2 separate regions of the Mus musculus genome follow, and region 2 is linked to region 1. The links are chromatin contacts, found by POLR2A ChIA-PET in ENCODE. All regions are on one chromosome and are shown on one strand. Each heading gives the region's core, a stretch centred on a gene start or an enhancer-like site at or near the end of the contact. The rest is flanking DNA. Distances are from core to core; before and after follow the strand shown.

The links. ChIA-PET counts read pairs that join two places held with the same protein, here RNA polymerase II (POLR2A).
Region 2: POLR2A ChIA-PET joins it to region 1 with 10 read pairs in Patski. The contact joins the promoter of Sec23ip here to the promoter of 9130023H24Rik in region 1. POLR2A ChIA-PET finds 5 or more read pairs at or near these places in 2 of 5 experiments (Patski and embryonic stem cell).

The regions. Positions count from the first base shown.
Region 1 is chr7:128,236,266-128,239,298 of GRCm38, forward strand. It overlaps 9130023H24Rik (RIKEN cDNA 9130023H24 gene), which reads right to left and starts at 1,766. Exons shown (of 1, transcript NM_177001.3): 1 at 1-1,766. The coding sequence starts at 1,154. The coding sequence ends at 141. Armc5 (armadillo repeat containing 5) reads left to right here and starts at 1,092. Exons shown (of 6, transcript NM_146205.2): 1 at 1,092-2,324. The coding sequence starts at 1,862.
Region 2 is chr7:128,743,603-128,746,510 of GRCm38, forward strand. It overlaps Sec23ip (Sec23 interacting protein), which reads left to right and starts at 1,268. Exons shown (of 19, transcript NM_001029982.2): 1 at 1,268-1,576. The coding sequence starts at 1,420.

The DNA.
Region 1 (3,033 bases), core at 516-3,015:
AAATGAAAGGCCTTTGCTTGTGTGCATAGGCTGGTGTCCACAAAAATACTAGCTGCAATCAGGAAACTTCTAGGGTTTCTTGCCCATGTGTGAACATTGATGGAACTGTGGTGTGAGATTTTTGCCACATTCTGGAAAGGTCATTTGCTCAAGTGGATGCGCTGGTGTTCAGTGAACATGGTGATCTCACTAAAGCCACGACCACATTCAAGACACCTGAAGGGCGGTTCTCCATTGTGAGTGCGCTGGTGCCGTAGGCAGTTTGAGCTGTTGGTGAAGTTCTTGCCACACTCACAGCAATTGTAGGGCTTCTCACCCGTGTGTGAACGCTGGTGTTCTAGCAGATAGGAACTTCGCCCAAAGCTGTCTCCGCACCAGGCACAGAAGTAGGGTTTCTCGCCTGTGTGACAGCGCTGGTGCTGTAAAAGGTTAGAGCTCAGGCTGAAACTCTTGCCACAGAGGCCACAGCGGTAGGGTTTCTCACCAGTGTGAGTTCGCTGGTGCTGGATCAGGTTGGAGCTAACCCTGAAAGTCTTTCCACACTCAGCACACGCATAGGGCTTTTCCCCAGTGTGCACCCGCTGGTGTTTTGCTAGGTCTGCACTGCGACCAAAGGCCTCTCCGCACTCCATGCACTTGTGCGGCCGGAGACCTGAGTGAGAACGACGGTGTTTAGTGAGATTAGAGCTGAGGCTGAAGCAACGGCCACATTCTGGGCAGGGGTATGGTTTTTCACCACTGTGAACTCGGTAATGCTTAACCAGATCTGAGCCACGCCGGAAGCTTTTGTCACACTCTGGACAGCTGTAAGGGCGGTCACACCCATGGCTGCTTTGATGGTGAATGAGATCAGAGAGACTGGGTACAGCCAACCCACAATCCCTACACTTGAAAGCTTTGGGGACTGCAGGATCACTGGTCTTGACAAAGGTTTCTTCCTTGGGGCCAGAGCCTGACCTACATAAGTACTGCTGGTCCAGCATTTTTTCCACGGGGGCTGGTTGTTCCGGCCGCGCCAGGAGGGGGCGCTCATGTAGCGCGGTCTCGCGATCCAGGGGCGACCTGGGGGCTCCCGGGAATTTTGACGTCCGGTTCTCCAGCAGCTTAGCCCCATCTAGATTCTCCCTGGTCACTTCTGGAGCCGCAAGTTCCATTGCGGCCGAAAAGCGCTCGGTTTCCTAAATGCCACCCGTTTAACTCATCAGCACAGTTGGAGAACGGGGCACTGGAGGCTTGGAGGCCGGTACCGGAAACGGAAAGGTCCCCAAGCCCGAGAGACTCTAGGAAGTGGCAGCGAACTTTCCCGGTAGGTTTAACTCTTTCATTCGCTTGGCGAGACCTTTCTGTCGGGAACTTAGCACTTTTGAAACGGCTTGGGGTTCTGCGAGTCTGTCAGTCCGGCTTTCGGAGCCATTGATCACCGCGCTTTGAGGGTTGCCAATCAAGTCTGAACGTCGCCGACAAGGACGTACCGGGAGCGAAGTGGCTAAGTCACGTTGGGGAGCACAGGACAGCACTAAGACTCCACCGCGGGGCGTCTGATCCTAGGAGCAACAGTTCACTCTTCGGCCCCGGGAGGAGTTTCTCACCCACTTAAACTGCACTAAGCTTGGCGCCGACTACATATCCCAGCATGCACCGCACGCGCCTCTTACTTTCCCACAGATAAATACCATTCTCGCCATGTCTTCTGCGACTGTGCAAGTACCGGAGTTCCAGAATCTAGAACTTGAACTTCCGACTCGCAAGATAACTGCGGCGGCGCTATTCCGAGGAGCAGCCTGGCCACGCCCCCCTCTTCCAGTTCCGCTCTCTCAGAGTACCGGCGAGACGCGGGGCGGAGCCTGAGGCCCGGGCCAAGATGGCGGCTGCGAGACCGGCCCTTACGGACTCGCTCTCGTTTTGCCTCGCGCAGCTCACGGCGGCGGCCGGGGAGGGGCCAGGTGGGGGAAAGGACCCAGCTACCAACGAGACACCCCTGGGCCGCGCGCTCTTAGCTCTTCGCACGCGCCACATCAAGGCGGCAGAGGGGATTGAGCGCTTCCGGGCACGCGGCGGGCTCCGCCCCCTTCTCGCCCTGCTCCGCCGAACGGCTGCTGCGGGCCCCGCCCCGTCCCAAGCAGCCTCTGGCTCCGCCCCTTCGTCGGTTGCGTCAGCTGGTTCTACCCCTGGCCACGCCCCCGCTGCCGAGTCGCTCTTGACGCCTTCGTTGCCAATGCGCCTGCGCAAGACGCTGGATTTGGCGCTCAGCATTCTAGCCAACTGCTGTACAGAAGGGGCGTGCCGGGCCGAAGTGCGGAGACTTGGAGGCATTCTCCCTTTGGGTAAGTGCTCCGCCCCCATTTCTTAGAAAGGTTCCAACCCACAGTATCTGCGCTGCCCTTCCATTATGCCAGGCCTCTGAGTACATGCTTTGTGATGGTGCAGCGCCACTCATCTCCTCAGGTGTGATGCTATGTGACGTCACTGCTCTCTCCATAAATTAGACCTGGACCTGCCCAGACCAGAAGTAGATACTGACTCCTGCCTCACTTTTGAGCAAGTGGCTTATACTTTGTTTTTGGTGCTTCTCGGGGACAGTACCCGTCCCTGTGCAAGGCTTCACATGGAAGAGCAGGAGGCCAGAAAGTGTAGTTTTAAAAGTTAGAAAGTGAGTTTAAAAGTCAGACATACCAAGCAAATCACCCAACCCCTCCAAAGCAAGAATTCTTTGTGTAATAACAATAGCTACCCGACAGGATTGAAGTTGAGTAGAAAATGAAATTCAAATGTACAGTGCCCAGACTCCAAGCATAAGTGGGTACTTAAACACAGGAAACAAATTCCAGCAGAGGATCAGCCTTTCTGTGTACCGGGTGATTTGGCGCCTCCTTATGGTGATGATGGGAACAAAGTTGCATCATTGCCTGTCCTGTATCTCAATTTTGACAAAAATCTTAATTTTTAAAGTGAAGCATTTTTATATTTAAACTTGCATAGATTGCAAGTAATGTGTTTGACAGTAGGCTTGATGGAATGCCAAGTTCTCTCTAA
Region 2 (2,908 bases), core at 18-2,517, 510 kb after region 1:
TAGACCATGCTGGCCTTGATCTCAGAAATCCGCCTGCCTCTGCCTTCCAAGTGCTGGAATTAAAGGTGTGCAACACCACAGCAGGGCTGGTCCTCTGGGATCCCTGCACTCATAAAGAGGTTTGAAGCCCTAGTTCTCAAGTTTCAACTTTAGTTTTTCTTCCTCAGGGAAGCTTTTTCTTCCTTAAGTTTTTCGCTAATGATCTGATGGAGAGAGATACATGCTCGCTCTTCCTAGAATGTTTAGATCTCTGTCCCCAGATGATGTCAGTGTTCCAGGAAACACACTTAAGGAAAGCCTGCCATTTATATTATTTTGTGTTTAGTTGATTGTTTTGCCAGATTGTAAACCCAAAAAGGAAGGATTTCAGGTCTGTTTCATATATCACTCTCTGGTATATGGTTCTCAGCCTTGCTTCTTTATGATAAAGAGAATTTTCTTGACCAACTTCTAGTCTAGCATGGCTTTTAGCAGTTTGAGGCCATGTTATCTATGACTCACCAGAAGTTTCCCCATTACTAAGCTCTGTACTTCTTGGCCCCGTTGAAATGCTTGTCGAGGTAAACTCAACACTGCCAGAATTTAATGTTTTTATTCCAGCCAAAACCTGGTAGTAGGCAGATAGGTCCCCAAACCCTAAATTACAGCAGTAACTCTAGAATGTTGCAATTATACATCTTTTCTCTGCCCCTTTGAAACATAAATCGTCTACCACTTGGAACTGCCTTACCAAAGGCACTTTTTGTTGATGCACACATTCAAGGAGATAGTAGCCTGGAGTGGTGGCACACTCCTTTTAAGCTCTTGGGAAGAAGAGGCAGACAGACCTCTTGAGAATTCCAGGCAACATCATGAAAACGTAACTGAAAAAAAAAAAGGAACCCAGCCGATAATAATTCTTACTTCCAATTCTTATGACCGCCTGTCATAAAGATATAAGAATTGCAGTGTGTGGTGGTATTAATCTCAGAAATGGAAGAGCTGAGGCAGGAGGATAAAAAGTCAGTCTGGGCAGCATAGAGAGATCCTGCCTCGCAAGCAAGCAAATAAACCAACCAACCAAAAACAGATACTCCATGAGAAACTCAGGGCGTCCAGGACATCTCAGAATCTGCGACTTCGAGCGTCAATTAACGCTAGGATTCATCGGCCACACCTCTCTATTCTATGCTGTGATTCCAGAGGCTGACCCAGTCTCGCGAGACCGAGGCTGTCACGTGATAGGCTTGGGTCTGAAGCCGATTCCACCTTATTGATTTTGGGCGGCGTCAAATTCCGGAAGAAAACCGATCCCGGAGTCGCTGGCCTGTGGCACCTGTGCGCAAGTGCGGAAGTGCGGTGGCATCCTCGCTAACCGGTTTCCGGTCTGTGTGCAGCACCGGGCTCGCAGAGCCACGTAACGGCCGGGGGTCTGCAGCCATGGCGGATAGGAAGGCTAACGGCGGCGGAGCGTCCGCCTCCTCGTCAGGCACTAACTTACTCTTCTCCTCCTCGGCCACGGAGTTCAGCTTCAACGTGCCCTTCATCCCCGTCACGCAGGCCGCCGCCTCCCCGGCTTCCCTGCTCTTACCCGGAGGTAGTGAGCCGAGGGCGCTTGGGGGCCAGTGTCTGTCCCGGGAGGCGGGTGGGACAGGAGTGTCGCCTGCTCTGAGTCGCTTGCCAGGGTCAGCAGTGACCAGCTTTCAGAGGGCCAGGGACTGGAGGATCCTGGAGGAGGGGCTCCGGTGATGAGGCTTGGAACTCCTGTCATTGCGCAACTGTTTGTTGAACACCCACTGGTGTGCTGGTGCTGGCAGAAAACGCAGCTAAATTAGACAGTTACCCTTTGCTAGAATCCGAAAGCTGCTCTCTTACTGGGAAACACCGGTGATAGGGTAGGACATCACCTAGGAGACAGTAAGTTTCTCCAGAGGAGACAATGCCTCTCTTGTAGAGGACTATACACTCTCTCCTAGTAAAAGCCCCCCCGTTACACTTTTGATTAAGCTCTGTGTATATCTGGGAAGGCTGATTTCTCTCTCTCTCTCTCTCTCTCTCTCTCTCTCTCTCTCTCTCTCTCTCTCTCGTTTGTCTCTGTCTCTCTTTCTCGTCTGTCTCTCTCTGGTGGTTTGGAGCACAGACTGTGTTCAGACCCGGCACTGCCATTAACTTGCTGTGTGGCCTCAGTCATGACATTTTACCTGTCTGCTTAGATTTCATGTTTTCAGCTCCTATCCCTGGGTTTGAGAGCAAGGTCTCTCTGTGTAGTACTGACTGTCCTAGAACTCACTGTGTAGATCAGGCTGGCCTCAAACTTAAAGGATCCACCTGCCTCTGCCTCTCTGCCTCTGAGTGCTGGGATTAAAGGCATTCGTCACTATACCCTGTCTCATTTTTGTAGAGTTCTATATCTAGTGTCCCACACGTATTGTTGTGTAAATACTTGTGAGCTAAGTACTCTGCCCCTCCATGTGGACTGTGAACTTCTTACCTCTTTTCATTTTCAGGGTCCTGTTTTTTAGTGCCTAGCACACAGGTGCTTGTTAGGTGCTGAGCTTTCCCCACCAAATAATTCCTCCTTGGAGGACTAAGGGGAGTTTCCCGCAGAAGGGAAGAAAGACAACTGAAAGCATGTGTATCTGCAGTGTCTCCTTTCTGTCATGTTTCTTCTCGGTGCTCGTAACTGTCTGACAGGTACATATGCCCGCTTACCCTACCAGGCCAGGGTGTAAGCTTTGTCAAAGCAGGGGCTGGCCCGATGCCTGGAATGCAGACTACAGAATTTCTAGTGGGAGTTTGCTGAGCGACTGGGGGGATGGATCCACGAGTGCCCCTGCCTCATGGAAGCGGTGTGACTGAAAGGTTCAGTGATGCTTTCTTTGGTGAAGAATTGTGGCTGGACCAGAGTACTGTGGAAGGGTCCAGGAAT